2 separate regions of the Homo sapiens genome follow, and region 1 is linked to region 2. The links are chromatin loops, found by intact Hi-C in ENCODE. Cell type or tissue: natural killer cell. All regions are shown on one strand. Links, peaks and the distances in the headings refer to the core of each region. The heading gives the core; the rest is flanking DNA.

Evidence for each region. Hi-C counts contacts between places; a loop is a spot of excess contacts. Peaks named below come from ENCODE experiments on the same cell type or tissue, not always from the same donor. Only the 100,000 strongest peaks of a DNase experiment are listed, where the experiment ranks them.
Region 1: it touches region 2 in a loop (4-fold over the local background); 2 of 110 quality-filtered maps call a loop at or near these places.

The regions. Positions count from the first base shown.
Region 1 is chrX:13,084,822-13,090,199 of GRCh38, reverse strand. It overlaps LOC105373133 (a long non-coding RNA gene), which reads right to left. Exons shown (of 4, transcript NR_171577.1): 3 at 4,402-4,495. Among named protein-coding and RNA genes, the nearest start is that of FAM9C, 43 kb to the right of the region's middle. RefSeq lists enhancers at 2,396-2,555, 2,626-2,845. In natural killer cell, for the core only: no CTCF peak of the experiment used is centred there; DNase peaks (open chromatin) are centred at 1,889, 2,429, 2,779, 4,479 and 1 weaker place; H3K4me3 peaks cover 658 bases; H3K27ac peaks cover 4,831 bases.
Region 2 is chrX:13,689,037-13,694,414 of GRCh38, reverse strand. RAB9A (RAB9A, member RAS oncogene family) reads right to left here and starts at 5,287. Exons shown (of 3, transcript NM_004251.5): 1 at 5,127-5,287. RefSeq lists silencers at 2,157-2,353, 4,978-5,137, 5,148-5,378. In natural killer cell, for the core only: a CTCF peak has its summit at 3,385 (motif pointing right); DNase peaks (open chromatin) are centred at 2,104, 2,534, 3,394 and 4,954; H3K4me3 peaks cover 1,681 bases; H3K27ac peaks cover 4,874 bases.

The DNA.
Region 1 (5,378 bases), core at 111-5,110, 600 kb after region 2:
AACTCATTCTGGTATCTTTGTTAAAGGTCAGTGGCTCTGCCAAAATGGCCATTTCCTTCTAGAACAACCCTGGGAAGCACCCTTAGTTCAATATCTGATCAGTTTTTCTCTTGGATCTTTAAATTCCGTATATGAAGCTGGTCTATGCTTTTCACTGTCACTTAAGACACTGCACTGTCACTATCAGTCCTCGGTACCAAGGATTGTCTGATAATAAAAATTTTAACAATCTGATTGTGACTATAAATTGGTGTAGTCATTTTCAAGGTCAGGCTGACAATATGCATCAACAGCCATAAAAATATTTAGATCTGTTGATGTTGAAAAATTTAATTCAAGGATCACATGTTTGGTCAGTAATCAGAGATATAGTCTAAAAATCTATGGACAGATATATTCATTGCGATGTTGTTTACCATGGAGAAAAATTCTATACCTCTTAAATATCCCTCAACAACAATTAGAAAAAAAAATATGGCATATTCTTAAAATGAACATAGCCATTAATAATCATGTTATGACCGGGCACGGAGGCTCACGCCTGTAATCCCAGCACTTTGGGAGGCCGAGGTGGGCAGATCACGAGGTCAGGAGTTTGAGACCAGCCTGGCCAGCACGGTGAAACCCTGTCTCTACTAAAAATACAAAAAAAAAATTAGCCGGGCATGGTGGCACATGCCTGTGGTCCCAGCTACTCGGGAGGCTGAGGCAGGAGAATTGTTTGAACCTGGCAGGCGGAGGTTGCAGTGAGCCGAGATTGTGCCACTGCACTCCAGCCTGGGTAACAGAACGAGTCTCCGTCTCAAAAAAAAAAAAAAAAAATCATGTTATAAGAGAATGGGGAAATGAGGCTAAAATGCTACATAACATGAAAAAAGGTAGGATACGCAATTGAATATCCAGAATGATCTAGGTTTGTAAAAAGAGGGACAGTGTTTACCAATATATGTAGAAGCAGAGAAAAAAAAATACTGGAAGGGAATACATCAAAATATTAACTGCAATTTTGGCTGAGAATGAAGTCCATAAGGGTTTTGTGGGGTTTGTTTTTTATCATTGTGCTTTCCTATATTGTTCAAATTTCTTAGTTATTAAATATTGCTTTTGAAAATTAAATATTGTTTTATAAAAAATACTGTTTTATGAAAAATTTATTGAACTTTTCATAATGAAAAATTCACTTACGAAAATAATATTTCACCTAAGCTTGCTGATCCTTTTTTGTGTGTTTTGTGACGGGGTCTTGCTCTGTTGCCCAGGCTGGAGTACAGTGGTGCGATCACAGCTCACTACAGCCTTGACCTCCCAGGTTCAAGCAATCCTCCCACCTCAGCCTCCCAAGTAGCTGGGACCACAAGCACATACCACCATGCCTGAATTTATTTTTTATTTTTTATGGAAACAGTGGCATCTAGCTATGTTGCCCCGGCTGTCTTGAACTCCTGGGCTCAAGTGATCCTCCTGCCTTGGTCTCTCAAAATGTTGGGATTACAAATGTGAGCTACCACGCCCAACCTGATCCCTAATTAATTAATTAATAACATGAAATGGGGGCACAGCAACATGCTAATAGTCTAATCCACATGATGGAAGTGAGAATGTCAGTTCTAAGTTCCTCCTGTATTTTTTCCACTCTTCTGCTTATAAGAAGGTCATCATGATTACATATAACATATGCCATACAAAAAGCCACTACTGTTACTTTCAGGTATGATGAATAAAAAGATTGCCCAGGCAAGTTGAGCAGGAGATGGCTGCTCTTGCAGTCTAATTAAGGGACAATGTGCCACCACCATTCTCTTAACCCACTGAGAGAACACAGGAAACGCCAGCTGCCGGAGCAGAGTTGGAGAAGAGATGGGGTGGCAGCGGCTGGGGTCTAGCTGAGACGTCCTTCTGTTTTCTTGGGTTAACAAAGGGGAAGAGACAAACCTTTAGCAAATGCATCCAGCTCAGAGCACATTTAAGCAAACTCTGCGGAGTGTGAGGAGGGTGTCTGGTGGCCCCAGAGAGTGGCTATGTTGGAACCCATGGCTGTGGCCATCGTACTCTTCTATCTTCAGGAAACTGCTCACCTTGTGATCAGAACTTTGACATTATTGGCCACTGGGTGACCAGATGCTGTCCTTAATGGCACTGGATATGTGTCTATTGTCATTTACAAGAAAAGAAGCTTCAGCCGTTCCTTAGGCGATACACAGAGTTAACTTGTAAGGTATGATGTGAGATTCACATGAGATCATGTTGTCCTCCATGCTCTCTAATTATTCTTTGGTTGGTATTGGTCTCAGCAGGAGAGATTGCAAGTCTTCTGGTCTCACAAACTACCCCTCCCACGCCAATCCCATCTGCTCCATCATGGGGCATCATCTTGCCGTTGGTCAGCCATGTTCCCCTATCTCATACTGATGCTTCCTTGGAAGTCCCCGTGCTAAACCACATTACTTTACCCTGGAGATGCCCCAACTCCTCCCCAAGGCCTAGGTGAAGTGACTCAACCATATGTACACAGTATCCTCAGATGTACACAGTATCCTCTCCATGGTAGTGAATCTGTATACTAATTTATACATAATCGATTTATGGGTGTAAAGACTTCACAAATAACTAAACATACAAAATGTGAATTCTCCTTCCTTCTCCTAGCTTAAGATTAGCTCAAAGACAATGAAAGCTGTACTGTGCTGTGCAATCTTCTCACGACCCACACGAAACAGGAAGCTCCTGGGGGTTTCTCACAAGCATGTGATAGATAGTTGTGGTTTCAGTGCAACAGTCAGGTAGATTTTGCAGCCGGAAACATTCACACAAAACATCCTTTATGGCTTCTGTCCAACTCCAGTGTTAGTCAGATGCAGTCCCTTTTACACTTTGACAAAAACCATTTGATTTCTCACACTGTATTTATTTTTTCTTATTGCAATGTCTTGTCTGAAGATACCAGACAAAGGATGACAAACTGGAGCCAGCTGAAGTGCAGGGCCCTTTCTCAGCTGCTCTTAAGAATCCCTCTCAGCACTTTGGGAGGCTGAGGCGGGTGGATCACCTGAGGTCGGGAGTTCGAGACCAGCCTAACCAACATGGAGAAACCCCATCTCTACTAAAAATACAAAATTAGCTGGGCGTGGTGGTGCACACCTGTAATCCCAGCTACTCAGGAGGCTGAGACAGGAGAATCTCTTGAACCCAGGAGGCGAAGGCTGTGGTGAGCCGAGATTGTGCCATTGCACTCCAGCCTGGGCAACAAGAGCAAAACTCCATCTCAAAAAGAAAAAGAATCCCGCAGATTGAGCCATTTTCCCCTGAGCAATAATCCCTCAAGCTTCTAAAGACACCACTTAGAGAAGGAAGAGCCTCGCCCCACTAATGCAGCTGAGTGATGCCCTTTGGGAAATTAGGCTAAGAGGGAATACCTTTTAGCTGCCTTCTGTTATTAATCTGGTCTCAATACCAATCAATGTTATTTATCACTACTGAACAAGCATTAATGCAGAGTCTGAAAGGGGCCTTAAATCTCGTGTAGTATGCTCAGAATCCTAGGAATCACACTTTTAGATCCCAATGGTATTGGGTCAAGGTTTTCCCTTCCATGGCAGATGAAGTTCACAATTTAGGATGCATGCTCACAAGCTTTGCAAGGAGATTACACTTCCGTTATGAAGAAAAAAGCAAACAAAAAAGAAAACCTCTTGCACCATTAATTTCAACTGCAATCAAATTGCAAGATTTTAAGATGATATATCTTGCACAAAGGTATTGTAGATAGAAGAGAAGCCTTTGTAAATATTTATATATTTCTCCATTGAGGGTTTTTAATTTTTGTTTTGTTTTGTTTTGTTTTTGTTTTTGTTTTTTTTAACTTCAGACAGAGAGCAAAGGAAACAGAGCTGGGTCACGATATCTCAAATGGAGGATGGTTTCTCTTACTCGTCTTCCATTTCCTCTATTCCTCATTCTCAAAGTCACACACCTTAATAAACACCCCAAGAAACATTTCTAAGTAGACAACACACAATTTTTAGTAATTGACTTATACAGCAAATGCTTATTTAGCTACAGCTGCTATGGTGGCCTGTCTTCTTAAAACTCACTAAGGGTCTTCCAAACCCATATTTTTGTCATCATATTAACCTTCTTTCTCACTAAATTATTGCTGAGATAAAAATAAATCAACAAATGAACCAAAAAATAAAATGGGTTTGGGATTCATTGCCCTTTCCTGTTATGTCCCATCTAAACTCAAGCCCAAGAAGAGGAGAAAAGGCAATACAAAGTCTTGGGAAAAACAAAGACTAAAACTCTTTCTGAAAAAATCGCACACAGCTGCAGAAGGAATAACTTCTCTGGGTGGGAGGGTGTGGGCAGGGCAGTAAAACAACCTGAGAAACAATCAAACCTTGCCTTCCCCAGAGCCCGCTTCGGACATGGTGTGGGTTGCATCCTTCTCTGCAAACTGCCTGTGTGCTCTGTGGCACGGCTTCCGGCAAGAGATTTCCTGTAAAGGAGAAAACATGTAGTGATGCTGTTTGCCCATGTTCTGTGCTCCTGCCCTGTGTTTTCTCCAGTTTTCAGCTTTCAAGAGCCTCTCAGAGAGAGTACACTAGATGCTGATATGCCATGCTGCCAGGCAATTTCTGTTGTATACAGATTTGCTTGGGAAATTCTAAATTAACATTAACATTCTTGGGAGGCCGAGGCAGGTGGATCACCTGAGGTCGGGAGTTCAAGACCAGCCTGACCAACATGGAAAAGCCCCATCTCTACTAAAAATACAAAATTGGCCGAACGTGGTGGTGTATGCCTGTAATTCCAGCTACTCGGGAGACTGAGGCAGGAGAATCGCTTGAACCCAGGAGGCGGAGGTTGCGGTGAAACGAGATCACGCCATTGCACTCCAGCCTGGGCAACAAGAGTGAAACTCCAACTCAGGAAAAAAAAAAAAAAAAATTAACATTCGCACTAATATTAAGATAGAAGTACTATTGTCTCAGGGGGTTCTGCAAGGCTAAATTGACATAGAATGACCTAAAATGATCTAAATACTCAACTCCAAATATCACAGAATAATAAATAGATTTGGATGTGGGAGAAAAAATAAATTCTTTATCATAGAGGTCCTGGATTCATTTATTCTGATGAAGGAAAGAGGGTATTAACTATTTGCAATCCTTCTAAAGCAGATACTAATAAATATTATTTTCTCTACTGGTTAAAGAACAAATTCCCAGTTTCATGAGCTATCACTTTACTTCCAAATCGGTAAAAATTACTAGAGACATTTGATGGCTTGGTAGAAATCTCAAGGTCAGCCTGTATTTGACTATTTTTGAACCATTGTTTCTTTAGTTGAAAGTGACTTTGGAAATCATAGGCTTTGT
Region 2 (5,378 bases), core at 303-5,302:
AGAATACTAGCACTCATTCCAAAGAATGTTCTGCATTCACCAATGGGTAGTCCTCAGGCAGTTCTAATCTGACTTCCAACCACATTATGTATGTATTTCCAGGTATATACATCTGATCAAATACACAGGTGTGAAACTGCACAGACCAGAGCAGTCACCTAGCTGCATAAACACTCCTATCTGTTAGAGTTCTGCACAGCAAGTTGTAGAAACAGAGGTCTGTAAGGCTTTTTTTTTTCCCAGGTTTTTCTAACTCTGAGAACATAGACAGTCTTATGGGCACTAACCTTTTGGAAATTACCTTAGCTTCTGTACCCAAAAATCTAATCCAATTCACAGGAACTTGAAATTAAAATACAGTAGTCAGTTCAACTCCTTTATACTGTTTTGCTCTCTGTCACACTTGAATAAAGAATGTGGCAATGAAATGAATGTGTCCAGTTGTTCTATAGTGTTTCTCCATCCCCTGTCAAACAACAGAATATGTTTGTACGAGTCAGGCCTAAGACAAAAGTGGAGTCTGTGTCCACAGACTCCCAGAGAACTCCTGGAGAATGCAATGAGCTGGCTTCCATGCAGCCAGAATGTGAAGCCTGAACAGCCTGTTTCACTTCTCCATTTTTTTTCCAAAATACACACCCAGTCTCTCTCCACCTCAGGCAGATCTAGCTGTTACCTTACATTCATTTACACCTAGTCATCCTCACTGTATTCATAATAAGCAACATAATAACAACGCCTGAACTCACCATGGTCAAAAATTAACAAAAGGATTTGAAAAATCCAGAATGTGGAAATACCCAGAGCACACAGCTTCACAACATGCACAGTACCAAGAGTCATGGTGAGAAACAGAGATTTCTCCTCCAAGTTATCTAACTAGCCCTGGCACCCCTGGGCTCTCTGGCAACACGGCCTGGGACCGCCTCCGACCTCCCTCCCCTCTGCCTACACACCTAGGTGGCTCCACGTCTCCTCCCTCAGGCATCCTCGCCTTCCAATTGCATCATAGCTTTCCACCAAACTCCCTGAAACATTTTTTGAGTTCACCCTCACTCCTCTACAAAAAAGTCCTTAATAAATGTTCTCTGTTGATGGCCTACTTAGTCACAAATCCTATTCTCTTATGCTTGGTTCTGACTGAAGAGTCTATTATCTATACACCTTTCAAGTTAGATGCGTTGCCCAAACACACACACACTTCCATTTGGCTTACTTCCTCCTCCTGCTGCTTAACACATTGCCTGGGCAGAACTACTTGGAAGCTAATAATTTGCTGCCTCTACTTTGTGACATATAATCTCCTAGAGATTATGAAGCACAGCCATCTCATTTTACCCAGAAGGAAATGTGGTGACCTAAGTTGGCTGGAGGAGCAAGCCAATTAATGATCAAACAAGACAACTCTAGCACCAATTTATCTCGACCTTTCCCAGAATAAAACACGTCACTTTTGTTAGATTCCATGTGTATGCACTAGCAATCATTTTGAGGTGTGTAACTCAACATCCTCCCTACCCCACAGCAGACAACTCCTGATAAGAGGCAGAGAAATCTATTCATCAGCAAAGAACGTGCTGTGCATTGGCATGAGTCAAAAACCAAAGCTACCGACAAAAAGATGCCATGTTGATTGCGTGAATAACACTCAGTGATGCCTAAAAAGAGATGCGATCCTTTTTGACTGCTCCAGTCAACCACTCCCTCCCAAAGTTCACCTAACAGTTAATACTGCCACCAGAATGAAGCAGTACATATTTTGAAAGGCCTGATCTTAGACAGGCATGAAAAAGAGACCAGAAAACACCAGAAAGTTATGGAAAAGCCATTAAAAAATTCATCATTTCTTTCTCGATTCCAGTGATAAAATGCAGGCATAACTATTTGTCTGGTGAGGTGAAATTTAAGGATGAATTTTATGCTCAACAAGAATGGCTTCTCAATTTGATTCTTGTAAATATTCACACGTGGTTAACCGTACAAAACTATAACACACACATCAAGTTTTCCCCATTTTATTTAAGTCTGCCCACAGTAAACACCATGACACAGGTACTTCTGTGCCGAGTGTGGAGTTGTTTTCTTTAATTATTGTTATTTTTTTAGCGACAAGGTCTCACTCTATCGCCCAGGCTGGAATGCAGTGGTGTGATCATGACTCACTGCAGCCTTGAACTCCAGGGCTCAAGTCGTCCTTCTGCCTCAGCCTCCAGAGTAGCTGGGACATGCACCACCACACTGAGCTAGGCTAATTTTTTTTTTAATTTATTTTTTGTAGAGACGGGGGTCTCACTATGTTGCCCAGGCTGGTCTCAAACTTCTGGGCTCAAGTGATCCTCCTGTGTGGGTCTCCCAAAGCGCTGAGATTACAGGCATGAGCCACCACACTCAGCCTGTTTTGCTTTTTTTTCCTGTTTTGCTTTTTTTTAATGAACACCTGGCCCCTGTCCTTGAGTAGCCCAGGCAATAAATTCTGTTCTAGGATGATGTCAGAACCTAATCTTATGACTGTGATTGGACTGTAAGCTTCAGGAAGGTTGGGACTCCCCACCGCCCTTCTCATCAGCACCTTTGTATCAGTGCCCCACAGGCTGCTCAGACAACTGAAATAATGCAGAAACTAAACTTTCTAAGTCCACTTTAATGGCTCTGAATAGCTCTAAAGTTCTTTTTGTCATTTTTGCCTTACAACAAAAAACAGATTCTGCTACCAGAAATTATTTGGTCTTTTTTTTTTTTTTTTTTTTTTTTTTTTGAGATGGAGTCTCATTCTGTTGCCCAGGCTGGAGCGCAATGGCGTGATCTCGGCTCACTGCAACCTCTGCCTCCCAGGTTCAAGCGATTCTCCTGCCTCAGCCTCCTGAGTAGCTGGGATTACGGGCATCCGCCACCACGCCTGGCTAATTTTTGTATTTTTAGTAGAAACGGAGTTTCACCATGTTGGCCAGGCTGGTTTCAAACTCCTGACCTCGTGATCCGCCCACCTCGGCCTCCCAAAGTGCTGGGATTACAGGCGTGAGCCACCGTGCCCAGCCACTCACTCTTTAATCTTTCAAGTGAATATGCTTCTCAGTAGAGAGAATTTTCCCCTGCTCACTGTTAAAATGATGAGGTATCCCAAATAGGAAAACGACATTGCATTTGAAAAACTACAAAAGCAGTTGAAATGTAAGCTCTGGGGTTACTTGGACTGCTGAAAAGGAGGGTTTCTCAACCGTGGCACTAGTGACATTTTGGGCTAGACAACTCTGTTGTGGGGGGCTGTCCTGTAGGTTATAGAATGTTTAGCAGCAAAATTTAAAAATTAAATAACAAAAATAAAAATAAAAAAGAATGTTTAGCAGCATCCCTGGCCTCTACCCACTAGATGTCAGCAGCACCTCCCTTGCCCCCAGGTGTGAACCAAAGATGCCTCCAGGCATTGCCAAATGTCTCCTACGAGGACAAAATTGTCCTCTCTTCCAGTTGAAAACTACTACTCTAAAATTACCCAGACCTGCTTTGAATCCCCGCTCCACCCCATCACAACCTGGGTCATCTTGGAAAACAGACTGAACCTTCCTATGCCCCCCCAAATTCCTCAACTGTAACATGGAGCTCTTACTGAAGAAATGCTATGGAAATTAAATAAAATGATGTACGTACAGGATTTACACGTACGGAATATTCGCCGCAGAGTGAGTGCTCAATAAATGGTCAGAAATGAGGGGAGGCTAAAAAAAAATAATTTCGAGAACTCAAGGATCTTCTCTTTAGGCCTCCAGAGTACTGTAGTCCAGACAGAAGAAATGGTTGAGATAGAAACAAAAAGAGATGAGAGAGGTTGGAAAAGAAGTGATAGCACTAAGGTATTATTTCCCTTATCTCTAAAACCCGGCTTGGAGTCAAAGCCAATGATGTTCTACTTAGTGTTTGCCTATCTACTCTAACATTCCAAATAATAAACGAAAAAATATGCCCAGATCCCAAAAGTCTCCAGAAGAGAAACTTTGTAGTATAAACGAGGAATTTACCACAGCAGACACAAAAATACTAAAAGCACCAGACTGCCACAGCATTGTCTTAGATTTAGGAATCCAAATAACTACTAAAGTTCTAGAGAAGCAATCATGATAACTTCATAATCTTCTAAAGGAAAAACTAAAGGCTGGCTTCTTAAAAGTTCCTAACTGAATCGTTCCAGGTTTCTTTATCTCTAGTTTTGCTACACTGGACAGCTTCTGAGAGTACAGGCAATGTAGGGATTTTCCATTACAATGGTGCCAGAGACCGAAGGACAAACACATTTTTAAAGAAGCAATCAAATTCTGCCCATTGATTTTTATCAGGACGCTAAAATCCTATGAAAAGATTGTGGTCACGTGCCGATTTGGAAACTAGCAGAAAAGTTATTCCTCAAAAGAACTGTAGTCACGAGATGTGTCATCCCTTACCAAAAAAAAAAAAAAGCAATACGTCCACCAACTATTTATTAAGTTCAGCACTTAAATTTCTCATTTTGCCTTTTTACTTACCAAGTTGGAAGAAAAAAGGGAACGCGATTGTGAAACGTTAGCCAGCGTCTGAATCAGATAATGCCCCCAAAACGCCTGCAGCCTCTAAGATTGGCTTTACTTTCCGAATTCCTCACCCGAGTGGTCGTAAGACATCGAGCAAACACGTTCTGCTAGGTGGAACTTCAGAGGTCGCCAAAATCAAGTCATGGGAGCGCCTTTGTTTTCCCTACATTAATCATTCGGGTGTAGGATTTGGTTTGGGGTCTGTGGATGTGTGTCCCGGAGTGGTTGGGGGAAAGGCTGGCGTGTACGTGTGTTCCCAGGTGACCGGGTGTATTTCTCCGTGTGTATGTGCACGGGTGTCCGGGCTTTTGTATCTCCCTTTCTCCAGTGTTTGTGTGTGTTTCTGTGAGTCCCTCTCCCCAAGGGTGTGGGGACCGTCTTTCCTCCTGCGTCAGAGAGGAGGCAGGGAGACAACCAGCCGTCCTCTCTCCCGGGGCGGCCTTGTGACCCGCGCTAGCCCCGCGCGCACCGCACCCCGCCCCAGCTGCCCGAGGCCCGAGCCGCCCCCTCAGACCCCGACACCCGCGCACTCCGCCCGGTCCCGAAGGAGTCCCGAGTCCCGCTCACCTCGCGGCCACACGAAAGACGACCCGGGAGCTCTGGGCCGGCCCGTCTGGGCGCAATGAGGACAGAGAGAGGGTCGGGGACCTGCACAGCAGGAGGCAGCCGCGGTAGCGCAGCCAGGCTCCCGCTCCAGCTGCTCCCGTCCAGCGCGGAGGGAACAACATGGCGACGGGCCGGGGCGGGGCCAGGGAAAAAGCGGGGCGGGGCCTGGAAGGCGGGGTCCCGCGGCCGAGACCCTGGGGGACGGGCGCGGGG